Regions from separate parts of the Mus musculus genome. Here region 1 is linked to region 2. A link is a loop called in an ENCODE intact Hi-C map of the cell type or tissue named here. Cell type or tissue: heart. All regions are shown on one strand. Each heading gives the region's core, and the rest is flanking DNA. Links, peaks and the distances in the headings are about the cores only. Region 1 holds the start of Arpc3 (actin related protein 2/3 complex, subunit 3). Region 2 holds the start of Tctn1 (tectonic family member 1).

Region 1 (8,330 bases), core at 320-8,319, 130 kb before region 2:
TGCAGGCCAAGCCATGTCTCTACCAACGGGGCCACGCCCCACAGCCCACATTTCCTTTCAGCTCACGTAAACATCCTGGAGGAGTTTGAACCAGTTTCCTGTGGAGCGCAACAGGCTGCTCCTGGTCAAGTGTGACAGGAAGCCAAGGAAGAGTGACTCAAGCTAAGCTCTTCCCTGCTCTCAAGTCAGCAGGTCTGCTTGGAACCCAACAAAAGAACCCAGAGACTTACTCTCGCGAGGGGCGGGTCCTTTGAACTGGCTTCGGAGGGGCAACAGGGCCATGTTACCGATGAGCTTGGTGTCCGGGTCCATGAGAGAAGAGTGGTATGCCTGCAGGGGCCAGCCCAGGGAAGAGAGAAAACAAGTGTCACCAGGAGACAAGGCGAGGACCAACTGTGGGAGAAAAGGGCTGGCGTCGGCTTACGGGGAGCCAGCGCCTGACTCAAGAGAACCAACTGGTGGATTCTGAGACGTTCTGTCAGCTGGTGGATAAGCGTAGCCCTCCGCTCACACTAAACTAGACACGGAAAACAGAGGTAGGCAGTACCTCAAACCCCATCATAAAAAAAAAATATATATATATATCAGAGCCGGGCATGGTGGTACACGCCTTTAATCCCAGCACTTGGGAGGCAGAGGCAGGTGGATTTCTGAGTTCGAGGCCAACCTGGTCTACAGAGTGCGTTCCAGGACAGCCAGTGCTACACAGAGGAACCCTGTCTCGAAAAACCAAAAAATAAAAAAATTACACTTTACCACTGTCTTCTACTAATTTTACTTCATTTTATTAATGTTCTCCTTCTTGTTTTGTTTTGTCAAGACAGGGTCTCACTATTCAGTACCACTATGCCTGTCTTTATTATTTATATTCTTTTCTAAAAAATAATTTATTTGTATTTTGTGTAATTGGTGTTTTGCCTGCATGCATGTTTGTGTGAGGGTGTGGGATCCCTTGGAACAGGGTGCTGGGAGTTGAACCTGGACTTCCTGAAAGAGCAGTGTACTGGCTAGTTTTGTGTCAACTTGACACAACTGGTGTTATCACAGAGAAAGGAGCTTCAGTTGGGGAAATGCCTCCATGAGATCCAGCTGTGGGGCATTTTCTCAATTAGTGATCAAGGGGGAAAGGCCCCTTGTGGATGGGACCATCTCTGGGCTGGTAGTCTTGGTTTTATAAGAGAGCAGGCTGAGTAAGCCAGGGGAAGCAAGCCTGTAAAGAACATCTCTCCATGGCTTCTGCATCAGCTCCTGCTTCCTGACCTGTTTGAATTCCAGTCCTGACTTTCTTTGGTGATGAACAGCAATGTGGAAGAGTAAGCTGAATAAACCTTTTCCTCCCCAACTGTTTCTTGGTCATGATGTTTGTGCAGGAATAGAAACCCTGACTAAGACAGAGCAGCTAGCGCTCTTAACTGCTGAGCCATCTCTCCTGTCCCGTCAGGCCCTGCCCATGTTCTTTAGATCTTCATATTCTCATTCTCTCTCTCTCTCTCTCTCTCTCTCTCTCTCTCTCTCTCTCTCTCACTCACACACACACACACACACACACAGAGCTTTTTTTTGAGACCAGGTTCTTTTTTTTTCCTATTAGTATCGTGTGTGAGAGTGTGTGTGAGTGTGTGTTCATGAATCTGGGTGCTCATGTGTGCACATGTCAGAGGTCATCATCAGGTGACCTCCTCAGTTGCTTCTCCACCTTTATATTCAGGACAGGGGCTGTCATTGAACCTGAAGCTCACCACCTGGACAGACAGGCCGCCAGCAAGCCCCACAGATCCTCCTGTCTTTGCCTCTCCAGCACTAGGCTTATAGACAGATGCCACCACATCTGGCCACTTTCGTGAAGTCTGGGACAGAACTCAAGTGCTCGTGCTTGAGTGGCAAGTGTTTCACTGACTGAATGCCCCCAACGTCAGCTTTTTGAGACAGGCTCTCACTACTCCAAGCAGCCCTGGCTGACCTGGGACTCCCTAGGTAGACCAAGCTGACCTCAAGCTTACAAAGATCCGCCTGCCTGTGCCTCCTGGGATTGCATCCTTAGGCTAGACGTGCATTATGGAAGGATGCGCTTCCTCCAGTTCTGCACTCCGTGACATGATGCAAGCTGAAACACTCTACTACAGAGACCACACAAAACAGGTTTCCCACCCTCCAGCAAACCAGGACCCAAGGCCTGGCTTTGAAATCTGCCACTTCCTGTCCTTATGACCACAGGTCGATTCTTCCTGGAACCTGTTTCCCCACCCCCACCCCCTTCAACCACAACAGGTAGCCCAGGCTGGCCTCTCACTTACTATGCAGGTAGCCCAGGCTGGCCTCTCACTTACTATGCAGGTAGCCCAGGCTGGCCTCTCACTTACTATGCAGGTTAGCCCAGGCTGGCCTCTCACTTACTATGCAGGTTAGCCCAGGCTGGCCTCTCACTTACTTCACAGGGGACGATGACTTTGAACTTCTTACGCTCCTGCCTCTGTCTCCCATTGCTGGGATGATGGATCTAGATAACCACAGTACTGGCGAGTAAACCTAGTGCTTCAGACATGACAGGCGAATGCTCTACCAACTCAACTCTACTCCAGTTCCCACCAGTCTGCTTCTAAACTTATAAATGAGCAAGATACACCACACCTTTGGTGAGTGCGTATGAGCTAAAGGAGAGGGAACTGTGTGGATGAACAATCTCAAATGCTGGTCCTATGATTTCGAACTCAGAAATCTGCCTGCCTCTGCCTCCCAAGTGCTGAGATTAAATGTGCATGCTACCAACTGCTCAGCGTGATTTTTTTTTTAAAGATTAAAAAATATCTTATAGCCGGGCGTGGTGGCGCATGCCTTTAATCCCAGCACTCGGAGGCAGAGGCAGGTGGATTTCTGAGTTCGAGGCCAGCCTGGTCTACAGAGTGAGTTCCTGGACAGCCAGGGCTACACAGAGAAACCCTGTCTCAAAAAAACAAAAACAAAACAAAACAAAAAATATATTATGTGTGTGCACTATATCTGTGGACGGGTATTTCTGTGTGTATGCAGTACCCACAGAGTCCAGCAGATGGTGCTGGGGTCCCTGGAGCTGGACTTATAGGCAGCTGGCACCTGCTGGATGTGGATGCTGGGGACAAAACTCCAGTGCTCTTAAAGGGTAGTTTGAGAATGCTGGGAATTTCCCTCCATTAATGGTAAACAACCCTTCAAAAGCCAATATTCTATAAATCTGCCCCACCTACTAAAAACTTTCATGCCACATCATTTTTAGAAAACTGTATGCCTACATACTAGAAGAGGGCATCAGATCCGATTATAGGTAGTAAATTGCCCTGTGGGTGCTAGTAACTGAACTCAAGACCTCTGGAAGACAGTGTCATCCGGAGATGCGGGGGCTCATTTGGACAGTAACTCTGGGTCTTCACATATACTAACTATAGGAATCATGAATCTTCCAAAGCCAAACACGGTGATGCCGGACGGGCTTGTCATCCTGGCTACCTAGGAGGCTGAGGCAGGAGGATCACAACTACAAGGCCAGTCTGGGCAATTTTATAAGACCCCTTTTCAAAAGTAAAAAAGATGGGGGAATACTGCTCAGTGGTAGAGCATCTATGTAGCATGCCATGAGGCCCTGGGGTCAATTCCCCACTGCTACTCAAACACATGCACACTGTTCAAAGTTAGGCTTGCTCTCCTACTCATTATAAATAAGCCTTATTTATGCCAGCCTCTTGCCCACATCCCCGGGTCCCCTGTTCTCCCAATCCCTGTCACCAGGTACTGGTTTTTGTTTTTAGTTTTATTTTGCACATGACCATGCATGTGTACATGTGTGTGTGTGTGTGTGTGTGTGTGTGTGTAGTGTTCATGTTCACGTGTGTGCATATGTGTGCATGTAGGTATGTATGCTCATATCCACAGGTGGAGGCCATAGGTCTGTTTCTTAACTGCTTTCCACTTTATTTTTGAGACAAGGAGCCTCAGGGAACTCTACACATCCCCAGCTCCGAAACTGCAGACACGCTTTGCATGCCCTCCCCCCGCCCCTTCTGTTTTACTTGGGTGCTAAGCATCCAGACTCAGGTCCTCTCATTTGTACCACTGAGACACCTCCTCAGCCCCTACTATCTCTCTCTATATATATATTTATTTCCTGTGACATCGTCTTTCATTGAACCCAGAACTTGCTTATTTTTGGCTGGGCTGGCTGGCCAATAAGCCAGAAGATCTGCCTGTCCTTTGCCTCCCCAGAGCTGGGGTCACAGGCATGAGCTGCTGTACCTTGTGACCCCACCTCCTGCATGCAAGCCTCTTTTTTTTTTTTTTTCTTCCCCCATTTCTTGGGAGACAGGCTTTGCAGTTCTGTAGCCCAGGATGGCCTAGAACTCACTACATAGTCCACATTGGCCTGAACTTTGCCATCCTCCTGCCTCGGTATTGGGATGAGCGATAACTGAGCGATAGGGGTAGGCTAACTGCCATCTATCTGTTTTCGTCACAGCAGTTGTTAAGATAGGAAACTACTTCCTATGTGCATTTGCATGGTTACTGTCTACCCGTTAAACTGTGAGCTCCTTGAGTGGCCCTTAGTCGCTGCTGTCAACAATGCTGGCTTCACAGCGAGAGGTCAGTAACACTGGTTCAGTGTGGGTGCACGCTATTCAAGCGTCCCTTCGCTAAGCTGCAATCGGCATCAATTTCCTCCCACTCGGATGCACACGAAAAAGGAAACCAGCGCTGGCTCGGTGGTGGTCAGGGAGTCGGGTGGGAGTCAGAGCAGGGAGACGGAGGAAGGGGTCCATCAGGGAAGTGAGGTCTGACAGGTGACTAGGTAGCAGGCCGATCCCACTCCCTGGGGTGGAGGAGGAAGTGGAAATGACAAGGGGGAAATTTAAAAAAAAAAAAAAAAAAAAGGAGAAGCTGGACCTTAGACTTAAAAATAAATTAAAAGCCAGCCATCGTTCTTAGGTTCGAGGCTCTAGGGTGGGATCTGGGAACACGGCAGGGTTAGGGGGGAAGCGGCGGGGCAGGCGAGCCGGTGTTGGAGGCAAAGGCTGGAGATCAGGGCGGACGCTTCCTCTCTCCCCGGCCTTATGACACAGATCTCCTGCCACCCCTCGGACCCTCGCCCCGCTCGGCTCCCCGCCCCTGGGGCTCGAATGCTTACCGGCATCTTGACGGTGTCCGGATTCGATCCAGAGAAGCCGAACTCAGAAAGCGTTTCCGACGACCGAGCCTGGGTGGAGTGGGCGGAAGTAAGCCGGAAGAGGCGGGCGGAAGGAATAAACGCACTTCCGGTGACTTGCTCCGGCTGCGCTGACCGCAAGTGACGCCAGGGGGCGCGTCAGCGTGAGGCGATGACCGTGGCGCATGCATAAAGCACGTTCAGAATAAAAGGCTGGATTTTGAAATTGAAGACTCCCTCGCAAGTGGTTAATAATCAGCTCCCGGTTTTGTTTTTTGGGTTTTTTTTCTCATTTCCCGGCTTCAGCTTCAAATCCAGTACCACTCAGTCGCCTGATTTACCCTTCTGCTATGTCTAGTTTTTTACTTTTTTTTTTTTTTTTTTGGTTTTTCGAGACAGGGTTTCTCTGTGTAGCCCTGGCTGTCCTGGAACTCACTCTGTAGACCAGGCTGGCCTCTAACTCAGAAATCCGCCTGCCTCTGCCTCCCGAGTGCCGGGATTAAAGGCGTGCGCCACCACACCTGGCTTAGTTTTGTACTTTTACCACAATGCAAGGTGGGGGACATCAGTTCTCACTTTCCACCGTGATACTCTCGGAACCAACACAGTCTTCAGAAACACCTACACCCTGAGCCGTCTTGGCGGCCAATATTTTTTATTTTTCAATTTTTTCTTTGCTAAGAGTCGCATGAAGTCCAGGCTGGCATATACATATAAATGAATATGAACTGATCTGCACCCACTTGTGTTCAGGAATTACAGATATGTGCCCATCACTCCTGTTATTTTTATTTATTTTTCTTGCTTAGTTTTATGATGCCGACGGTGGTGTCTATCTTCCTTGTCATGTTAAGACAGTCAGGGACCACCACAGGGGTAAAGGAAAGAAAAGTCCTGAGCCTACCCCTTTGACCTGTCTGTCACCCACTAAATGTGTATATCATTTCTACTCTTTCAACAAGGTATGGTGTATGTCTTCCCAGATCATGGCAAGGACTAAGTGGTCATGAAAACCAAGCATATTATAAGGGCCTGAGTGATGCCACATGTCTGAGGGGATGACTACAAACCCACCACTGACACCCATCATATATGTATGTAAGTATGTATTTTGCCTCTCTGGGTAGCCCTGGCTAGTCTGAAACTTGCTTTGTAGACCAGGCTGGCCTTGAACTCTTGAGATCCACCTGCCTTGCCTCCCAAGTACTGAGACTGAGGGGATATGTAACCACCATACCCAGCCAACCACTTTTTGTTTTTGGACAAGGTATTAACTATGTAGCCCAGGCTGGTCTCTACAATGTCTGGCTTATACTCCCTGTTCTTTGTATGACTGCTGAGGAGCCAGGTCCTGGGGTTGAATCCTAGTTCCAACATGACTAGCTGTGTTATTCTGAGCAACTTAATGTACCTCTCTGTGCCTCTGTTCCTCACCTAAATATAGAGGCCTCAGTATTTACCTCATTGCTTAGGGAGGCTGAAATGAGCTACAAGAAAAGTATTTAGAACTAACATTAGACATGTTCTCTTTCTTGGGTTTTGGAGACAGGGTTTCTCTGTGTAGCCCTGGCTGTCCTGGAACTCACTCTGTAGACCAGGCTGGCCTCGAACTCAATAAATTTGCCTGCCTCTGCCTCCTGAATGCTGGGATTAAAGGTGTGCGCCACCATGCCTGGGAACCTGTTAATGGGAGTCCAGAGACCAGAGACCAGGATATTTTCAGCCATCCCGTACTCCTAGGCCACAGGCAGCTCAGCCCATTCCCACACCAGGCCTGGTGCACAGCCCAGCCACACTTGGCTCTTGCCCTCAGCCTTGGCCTCCAGATGCCAACGACTATGGATTCAGAGAGCCTCACTTGGCTTTATTGAAAATGGACCAAACTCAGCCCTATAGGCCAACATGACAACTTCTGACCTGAGGGCTATGAGGGCTGAATTAGCGTTACCAGGTAGACTGGTCACCAAATATCCAGGGAGCCTTGGGCCCTGTTGCAAGGATTCAAGGAAAGAAGTTATGGAAAATACTCTGTAATGTCACGTCTAGCTGGGCTTACTAAGATCCAGCCTCACTCTGCCAGAGCCTGGCCTTTGAGGGATGCTGGAGAAAGACCTTCTGGCTGGCTGTTCCCATGACCTGCACCACACCAGCTGCCAATGGACTCTCAAAAGCTCAATGTAATTCAATGTAAGTTAAAAAGAAAAACTATTTCTTCTGCTTTAGGGTATTGTAGTGGCTATTCCTGGTTGTCAACTTGACAATATTTGGAATGAACTACAATCCGGAATTGGAAGGCTCACCAGTGACCCTTATCTGGAGGCTTGGAGATCCTTATCTGGATCTTGGTTTGAAGATCTTGAGCCACAGTGGCTATGGATTCCAGAAGATTGAATCTCCGAGTTTAAGGAATACACCTTTAATCTGGGCTACACCTTTCATCTGGGATTAAAGGTGTGGCGGAACACACCTTTAATCTGGGCTACACCTTCTGCTGGAGACAATATAAGGACATTGGAAGAAGGGAGTTTAGCTCGAGCTCTTGCTCTTGCTCTTGCTCCTGCTCCTTCGCCTGCTTGCTGCGTGAGACTGAGTAACTGCTAGATCCTTGGACTTCCATTCACAGCTGCGACTGAACAATTGTTGGGAATTGGGCTGCCGACTGTAAGTCATCAATAAATTCCTTTACTATTTAGAGACTATTCATAAGTTCTGTGACTCTAGAGAACCCTGACTAATACAGAAGTTGGTACCAGGAGTGGTTCTAGAGTAACAGAAGTACAAGGATGAATCTTTTAAAATACTGGAATTGGCTTGTTGATCCACCAGCACTTTCAAATATTGAAACCTCTCCAGATTCTCTCCCTCCTGGGAGCTCAGAGAATTTTGAAGACCCATGGTTGAAACTATATTCCGAACTTAAAGAAGCTAATGACCTTGATTTTCTTAATGAATTAGGTGATTCAGTGCACAAAGCTTTCTACAAGATGGGGAAAAAATCGGAAAATGATTTTACTGGCTGGCTGCTCTTAGTATCTGTGGAAAGAATGATGAATGAAAGGAAGGAGTTGTGTGATAAAATCGAAAGTCTCCAGACACAAGTAAACGATCTAAAAGTTGCTAAGTGTGTCCTTGAGGAGAATCTTCTCTCTTGTAGCAATAGAGC
Region 2 (8,330 bases), core at 92-8,091:
CATGGAGCCATCCCACCAGCCCTAATTGTTTGTTTTAAAGATCAAACCTCAGAGCTGGGAATGTGGCTCAGTGGTAGCACACACTTATCTAACATATATAAGGCCCTTGTTTCAACCCCTGTTACCTACCTTGCCCCCACTCCACTGTAAAAGAGAAAAGGAGAAAGAAAGGGTAGAAGGAAGGAAGAAAAGCCATGGTTTGAGAGACATTTCTTGTTTCTCTTTTGTTGGGCCTTTAAAAACAGCTGTTTTAGGGGTTGTAGAGATAGCTCAGTGATTAAGAGCACTGACTGCTCTTCCACAGATCTGGAGTTCAACTCCCAGCAACCACATGGTGGCTCACAACCAGTAATGGGATCTCATGCCCCCTACTGGTGTGTCTGACATCAATGACAACGAACTCTCATATATAAAATGTGTAAATCTTAAGAACAAAAACCCAAATATTTTGGATTTATTTTATTTCTACAAATACAAGAGTTTGCCTGCGTGCATGTGTGCCAAGTGTGGGCCCGGTACCCAAATAGATCAGAAGGCATAAGATCTACATGATCCCCAGGAACTGGAGTCACAGATGGTTATGAACAGCCACGTGGGTGCTGAGAACTGAACCTGGGTCCTCTCTGTGATGAACAAAATGCTCTTAACCACTGAGTCATCTCTCTGGTCCCTTTGGGTTTTTTTGCTTTGTGGTTTGGTTGGTTTTGGAGACAGGATCTCACTCTGTATCTCAAACTGGCCTGGACCTCACTATGTAGCCCTGGCTAGCCTCAAACTCACAGCAATCCTCATCTCAGCCTTCTGAATGCTGGAAGAGAAAAATGTTCATAAAGCAGGAAGTCAAGAAAGAGTTCCTATCTAGGGACTAAGGGAAGAGATGGGTCCGGGGCTAAGGGATCTCGCTGGCTTTTTCAGAAGACCCCAGCTCAGTTCCCAGCACTTATATTAATAACTCCAACTCCAGGGATCAGGCACATGTGCACAAAGAAGGAACTCACATCTAGAATACACAACTAACTACACATTAATAAAAACCACCAACAACAAAAATCTAAATACCCACAAGACAACTTGGAAAAGAAAATCCTTGTATCCAATAACTAGGAAGAGACATTCACTCCCGGGGTGTCCACAGAGAGACGCCCACAGTATAGAGGCTAGCTCCAGCGGCACGGGGGAGAACCAAGACTTCTGTGTCACATGGAGAATGGGAACTGAGGAGAAGGCTATATAGCATAAGGACCAGAGTTCGAGTCTCAGAACCTACATAATCAAAGCTAGATACCCAGATGTGGTGGCACGTTGTGTTGTAATTCCTGAGATAGGCAGACTCCTGGGCCTCACTAACCTGCCAGCCTCGCCTGCTCTGCAAGCACTAGGTCAGTGAGAGACCCAACCCTGTCTCAAATAACAAGATGGAACCCATGCACATGAACATGCACATGTGTACACATGCACTCTCAAGCGCGCACACACACAGAAATTGAGAACTTTTCAATGTCCTGGAGGAAACTGGGCGTGTTGGCTCATACCTCAAACCACAACACTGAGGAGACTGAGGCAGGAGGATTGCTGTGAGTTTGAGGCTGGCCTGGACTATCTAGTGTCCTGTCGCAGTTTTTTTTTGGAGATTAAAACCTTCTATTTTGGAGGGAAATGCCTTAAAACACAGGATGTTAAGTAGAAGGTATAACAGTAGGATATTTAAAAATGGTGTGTGTGTATATATGTGTGTGTGCTGTCTTTGAGTCATTTCTGCTTCTGTACGTAATCCCTCATCCATATTCCTATAATTAACTGCAATAAAACTCATTGGTTCACCAAGTTGGACTTCTGTCTGTCACTTGTGGCCTTCCAACCTAGGGTGATGGGAAGTTCAGTCTGTCACTGGTTCCTTCCCTGCGTAGGGTGAGTGCATGTTTATTCATGAATCCCTGCTTACAGTCTCAGAGGACACACAGGGAAAAGCCTGTCTCCAAGTAGGGTGTGGGTGTGGGTGTGGGTGGGTGTGAGGGGGCCAAAAGTTCAGTGCAAAAACGAGGAAGCAAACCTTGTTGAGGTTGGGCAAGATGAGGAAACTTCTTCTATAGGTCATCTGGGGGTCACAGAAAGAATTTGGCCTATTTGAGGTGTGGAGTGATGGACGTCGGGGAGATGTCACGTGGTTTTCTTTTTGGTCCTTGCCTCTGTTTGCACGACCCAGAGATTGTCCTTCACATCTAAGTCAATGGCACTGGAAAGCAATTCTCAAATCCTGCCCTTTCCTTCACCTCCCCAGTCCCGTTCTTTGTCAGTTAATTACCAGGGACAACAGGAGAGTGAGAAGCCAGAATGTCATACATGACTCACACAAACGCACCTCAGAAAGGGATTCAACTTGCCAAAGCCCAAACAGCTAATGTGGTGAAGCCTGCCAGGTGTGGTGGCGAAGACCTTCGATCCCAGTTCTCCAGAGGCAGAGGCAGACGAAGCTCTGGGAGTCTGAGGCCAGCCTAGTCTACATAGTAAGTTCCCAGACATCTAATCCAGGGCTATGGCAAGAGACCGTGTCTCCTAAAAACAAAACAAAACCCCAAAAACCCGGCAAAAGTCATAGTAAATAATGTCCTTTGCAGATAATGTTTATTGTATGCGGGAGGGGGGGAGCATTTTAGTTTTGAGGAAGAACACCAGTTAAGGCTCTGACTTGAACTAACATTGCTCAACTGAATAATTTTCTGGGTGACCCTTCATCTTCCCTGAAAGAAGACTCTAGAGCCCTTGTCCATGGTAAGTTTCTTGTTTGTTTGTTTGTTTGTTTGTTTTTTGAGGCAGGGTCTCTCTGTATAGCCCTGGCTGTCCTGGAACTCACTCTGTAGACCAGGCTGGTCTCGAACTTAGAAACCTGCCTGCCTCTGCCTTCCAAGTGCTGAGATTAAAGGCATGTGCCACCATGCCTGGCTCCATGGTAAGTTCTAAGTGTCTTTAAAACTCTTTATTTCTTCTATACTGGGGGCAGGGGGAGGCAAGTATGTGGCGGTCAGAGAACAACTTGTGGGATTCCATTCTTGATTTCCAACTTGTGGGTCCTAGGGCCAGAACTCTCTGGTTGTCAGGCCTGGCGAGAAGCACTTTGACCCACTGGGTCATTTCCCTGACCATTAAGTGTTTTGTTTTGTTTTGTTTTGTTTTTGCTTTGATTCGATCTCACTGGTTCTCCTATTAGGTGCTCAGTTAACATTTGCTAAATAAACAGGAGCTAATGAAAAAAAAAATGTTTCTCTTCCCCTTGGAGGTGACTAATTTTAATGACAAACGCTGCCACCTTCAGGTCGAAGGTGGAAGTGTAAGGTTCAGAACAGCAAACTGTGGTAACCTGTCAACTACATTCAAAGGCAATATTACATTTTTCTCTAGTTTTACACAGACTCTAATCAGCCGGCACCTGTCCTTTCCATCAACAACAAGGCCACACTTCCTCAAAAAAAGACCACACCCCCTAAGAGTGTCACTCCCTGTGGGCTCCCAAGCGCTTGGATTAAAGGCATGTGCCACCACTGCCTGGCTTAGTAATGCATTTTATGATTTATTTTAAGGATTGATTATGTATACGTGTGTGTATGTGTGTGTGCATATGCACATGTGAATGCAGGTACCAAAAGAGGAAGTCCAGTTACCCAGATCTAGACTTACAGACAGTTGTGAGTCACCTGGAGTAGGTTATAGGAAACAAATTCAGGTCTTCTACAAGGGCAGTAAGCCTTCTTAACCTCTGAGTCATCTCTCCAGCCTCTATTTTACATTTAATTCTATCTATTCTTTTGTTTTTATTTTGTTTTTGTTTTTCTGAGACAGGGTTTCTCTGTGTAGCCCTGGCTGTCCTGGAACTCACTTTGTAGACCAGGCTGACCTGGAACTCAGAAATCCACCTGCCTCTGCCTCCCAAGTGCTGGGCTTAAAGGCGTGCGCCACCACTTCCCAGCTCTGTTTATTCTTTCCAGTAAACTTGGGGTTATAGGTAATGTGCATGTGTTGTAACACGGGCTGCAGCAGCAGTGCCGACTGAAGAGGCCCCATGGAGCTTCAAGAAGAGGTGACCGAAAGAGGAACTTCCTGCAGGTCCCCCAAACAACAGTGAAAACATGTTTACATCACAGAACTCCAAACAGATGTCGGGAAGGCAAGAGCAACAGATCTCAAAGGGGTGTGTGTGGGGGGGTAAGGGTAGCTTAATTCCATTTTGAAGCCCGATTTCCATCCCATGTAGACCTTTAACCTTGCTAGGCAGCTGAAGCTGACTTTGAACCCCTGATCTTCCTGCCCGCCATCATCTCCGGAGTACTAGAATCACATTCCCTTCCTTCCTGCTGTTTTTCTCTCAGACAAGATCTTTCTATGTAGCTCAGGGTGGCCTTGAACTTGGGGCTGTTTCCCTGCTGAGTGTTTCAAGTATCTACTACACCTGGCCTCAGACTGTGTGCTTTGGTAACTGCAAAGTCAGTGGGTCAGCGCACGTCAGTTGATGGGATATTAAGAGCCAATTTAGGTTGAAGGTGCACACACCTGCAGTTCTGACACTAGGGGAGGCTGGCCAGGAAGGGGCAGAGGATACACAGTAAGACTTTGTCTAAAAAAAACCAACAACAACAACAAAAAACCAAGGCTGGAACCTGCCTTGGTATGGTGCCTTGGTATGGTGCCGTTGGTATGGTGCTTGTCTCGGATGCATGAGGCGCTAGGTTGGATCTCCAGGGTCATCTGTACTGGGTACAGCGATAGGCACCCTGCATCCCACCCACTTGGGAGGAAGGAGAGGGAAGACCGGAAGTTCAAAGTCATTCTTATTTACATAGTGAGTTTGAAGCCAGCTTGGGCTACAGGAGACACCCTGACTTGAAACAAACAAACAAACAAACAAACAAACAAATTTACCTGACAAGGAGACACCACCGCAAGCCTGTCAAGTTAGCCACAAACAAAAATGGAAGTGGAGTTGATCATGCCTAACCTCCCAGTGTTTCAAGAGCATCCAAAACTGGAGTTGTCAGACTCTATTGGTGGGGAAAGAACACTGGGGAGTGGCTCTGGAGAAAGGTTGGGCGGTTTCTTATAAACTTACACACAAGACCATAGAATGTACTTCTAGGAAGGGTATCCAAGAGAAATGCAAATACAGGTCTACTTAAAGTCTAGTATACCTGTTAGAACGGCTTTCATTAAAAACCACTGAGGGGCTGGCGAGATGGCTCAGCCAGTAGGAGCACTGACTGCTCTTCCAAAAGTCCTGTGTTCAAATCCCACCAACCACATGGTGGCTCACAACCACCCATAATGAGATCTGATGCCCTCTACTGGAGCATCTGAAGACAGCTACAGTGTACTTACATATAATAATAAATCAATCTTTAAAAACCACTGAAAACTAAAACCAAACCAAATTCTACACCCAGTAAACTTGTTACTTGTTGCCAACAAAAATGTTGACTGGGAAGAAACTCCAGCATAGGTGACTACTATATTGCTTATATTCATATATTCAGTTTTGAATAATGGAAGCGTCACATTTAGATGTGTGCTTTTATTTGGGTGCACACACTCATGCAGGTGCCCCCAGGGACCAGAGGACCGGTTTATATCCTTTAGAGCTGGAGTAACACAGGTGAGAAGCCACCATGCTGGTGCTGAGAACTAAACCCTGGTCTTCTCCAAGCAGCAAGGGCTCCTAATGGCTGAGTCATCTCTCTAGCCCCTAGATGGACTCAGTGAATTATGATGGAAAGAAAGAAAGAAAGAAACTAACAAATGAGTCCCCACTGTCCCCTAAGGCTTTCGAAATGTATGAGCAGATAACAGTCTACACCTTGAAGTCAAATGTCAGAAAATTACATTGAGGCTTGAGACTGGATAAAAGGATTTTGAGAACTTTTCACAGAATGATTTGAAGCACAGGGCTGTAAGACTTAAGGAAGGGCTGGAGAGATGGCTCAGCGGTTAAGAGCTTGGGCTGCTCTTCCAGAGGTCCTGAGTTCAATTCCCAGCAACCACTTGGTGGCTCATGTCATGTCTATGACTGTCTCATGGGATCTGATGCCCTCTGCTGGTGTACATACATACAGACACAACACCATATACAAAAAACAAAACAAAACAAAACATAACTAACCCTTAAAAAATACCTGAGAGACAGAGGCAGGTGGTTCTCCGAGTTCGAGGCCAGACTGGTCCACAGAGTGCATTCTGGGACAGTCAGGTCTACAGAGAGAAACCCTGTCTCAAATTCCTCCCCCATCCTCCCCCTACCAGTAAACACACACACACACACACACACACACACACACACACACACACACACACGATGAGAAGAACATTCCAAATGATATAATCATAAAGGCAGATATGGAGGTTGGATGCGGTGGTGCATGCCTGGCATGAGGCACTGACATAGGGCTGCCTTGGGTTCGAGATTAGTCAGGCACAGAGAGATCCCGTCTAAAAGAACCAAAAAGTTAAGAATTCTTTTGTTTCTCTTATCATAAATAAATCCGTGGACAGAAGTGCTCTGGCGACCTCCTGCGATGTATCCAAAGGCAAAGAAAGTAAAGAAAGTGTTACATGGGGTAAGAAATTCAATGTAACTTAAAGGAACCAAGTCACTTCTAAACATGCGCTGCGGGTCTTTTATTAGAAATACTCTCTTCTAGGCTCTGCCCTAGTCTTGACTGACTCCGAATTCTGTGAGGCTATAGCTGGGAATCTACATTTTTAAAAAAAAAAAAAAAAACAACCACGCAGCACCCAAAGTGTCACAACAGAAGTTTACATCTTCCGATTTTCTGAGGGCTCCTTAGAAAGAGCTGTCTCATACCCCGCCCCCACCGGCCCCGCCCCTCCTCTCCGATTCCGCCCAGGCCCCGCCTATAGCCTCGCCCAGCTCCCGCCCCATTCGCGGGTCTGACTTCAGGCCCCACCTTCTTCCGCAGACCAGTTTGGCCTCGCGAGCCCTTTCCCGTGATACCTAGCGCTAGGCTGTGACTGTTGCCCGGGCAACAGACGGGCCTAGCTCCCCGGCGCGGGCTACTCTGCTAGGCCATGGGGTCGCGGGGTCTCCCGCCGCTCCTGCTGGTGCTCCTAAACTGCTACACCTCTTCGAGCACCCAGGTCATTGCCATCCCGGCTGCGGCCACCCCAGCAGTGACGAAGGAGGATCTCAATTCCACCAAGGCCACCCCCACCACTCTGCAGCCCTCCCTGTCGCCTAGGACCCCGGGAACTCCCAGGGCACCGGAGCGCTCTGGCCCCAGGCCTACCCCGGTCACGGACGGTGGGTACAAAGGGGTGACCCCCCTGGAGCGGGTACACCAGCTCAAAGTTACCCCCTTCTCAGCCTCCCTGTCGTTACCCTCAGGGGGAGATCGGATCTCTGGCACACAAATGCGGAGGGCGGGGCTCAGTTACTCCCTTTTCCGCATCATTGCAGACGGCTGCAGTGGGGTACTAGATAGAAACCTACAGAATGAGTTGAAGGCAGTACTGGTAGAAGAAAGAGTGCTAAGTGGATCTTCGTCCTCTCCACGCAGACACACGGACATGGGCATCCCAGTTGTGTCTAGATTACTGAGAGCCCAGCAGATATTTTCAGGGTGATTAAGTGCGTTTTAGACATTTTTTACCAGCTAAATGGAGTTATTAAACACACCTGTTTCATCCGTATCTACTTACCGCTCGGAATTTGAAGCTTTGGCAACAATTCGTGGTTGTAAATTTAAACACATGAGGTAGTGGACTTAATTGCTCTCTCCCTTTTACCCATCCCAGTGAAGGGAGTATGGCGTTCTTTTAGTGAGTACGCGCAGTTGTCCATGGCTAGAGAGGACCTAGTCAAGGAGGAGCTAATTTGTCTTTCGGACTAAGAAAGCATTTTTCATTTATCAATAAAACTCCCCTTTCCCTTCGTGCCTTTCCAGAGCGTTATACCACTTTCGGGGGGAATTTTTTCTAAATCTTAAAAAAGTATTTTAAATTGTGTGTGCATATTTGTATATGTTTGTGAGGATGGGGTGGATATATATTGGCGCCCTTGGAGAACCGAAGTGGGGAGCTGGAGTTTGTTTGAGAGCTGGCTGACTTGGGTCCTGGGAACAGAAGTTAGGTCCTGTATACAAGCAGTATGTGCTTTTAACTCCTGAGCCATCTCCCCAGCCTGTTCTAGAACCATTCCAGTCTCCTGCCTTCGCCTTCTTTCCTAACTTTGTTCCTGACAGGTTTGCTAAGTGACCCAGACTGGCCTGTAACCTGACATCTTCCTGACTCTGCCTCCCAGTTGCTGAGATTCCCAGGTGTGGGCCTCCCAG

What was found. Peaks named below come from ENCODE experiments on the same cell type or tissue, not always from the same donor. Only the 100,000 strongest peaks of a DNase experiment are listed, where the experiment ranks them.
Region 1: it touches region 2 in a loop (4-fold over the local background); 13 of 42 quality-filtered maps call a loop at or near these places.

Annotation. Positions count from the first base shown.
Region 1 is chr5:122,388,817-122,397,146 of GRCm38, reverse strand. It overlaps Arpc3 (actin related protein 2/3 complex, subunit 3), which reads right to left and starts at 5,269. Exons shown (of 7, transcript NM_019824.4): 1 at 5,150-5,269; 2 at 231-330. The coding sequence starts at 5,155. It overlaps Gm32853 (a long non-coding RNA gene), which reads left to right and starts at 3,836. Exons shown (of 4, transcript XR_387695.4): 1 at 3,836-4,608; 2 at 6,151-6,265. In heart, for the core only: CTCF peaks have their summits at 3,046 (motif pointing right) and 5,314; DNase peaks (open chromatin) are centred at 3,036, 4,706, 5,226, 5,700 and 1 weaker place; H3K4me3 peaks cover 1,611 bases; H3K27ac peaks cover 1,288 bases.
Region 2 is chr5:122,263,108-122,271,437 of GRCm38, reverse strand. Tctn1 (tectonic family member 1) reads left to right here and starts at 6,978. Exons shown (of 14, transcript NM_001039153.3): 1 at 6,978-7,300. The coding sequence starts at 7,069. In heart, for the core only: CTCF peaks have their summits at 3,318 (motif pointing left), 5,334 (motif pointing left) and 6,068 (motif pointing left); DNase peaks (open chromatin) are centred at 3,371 and 6,987; H3K4me3 peaks cover 1,496 bases; H3K27ac peaks cover 716 bases.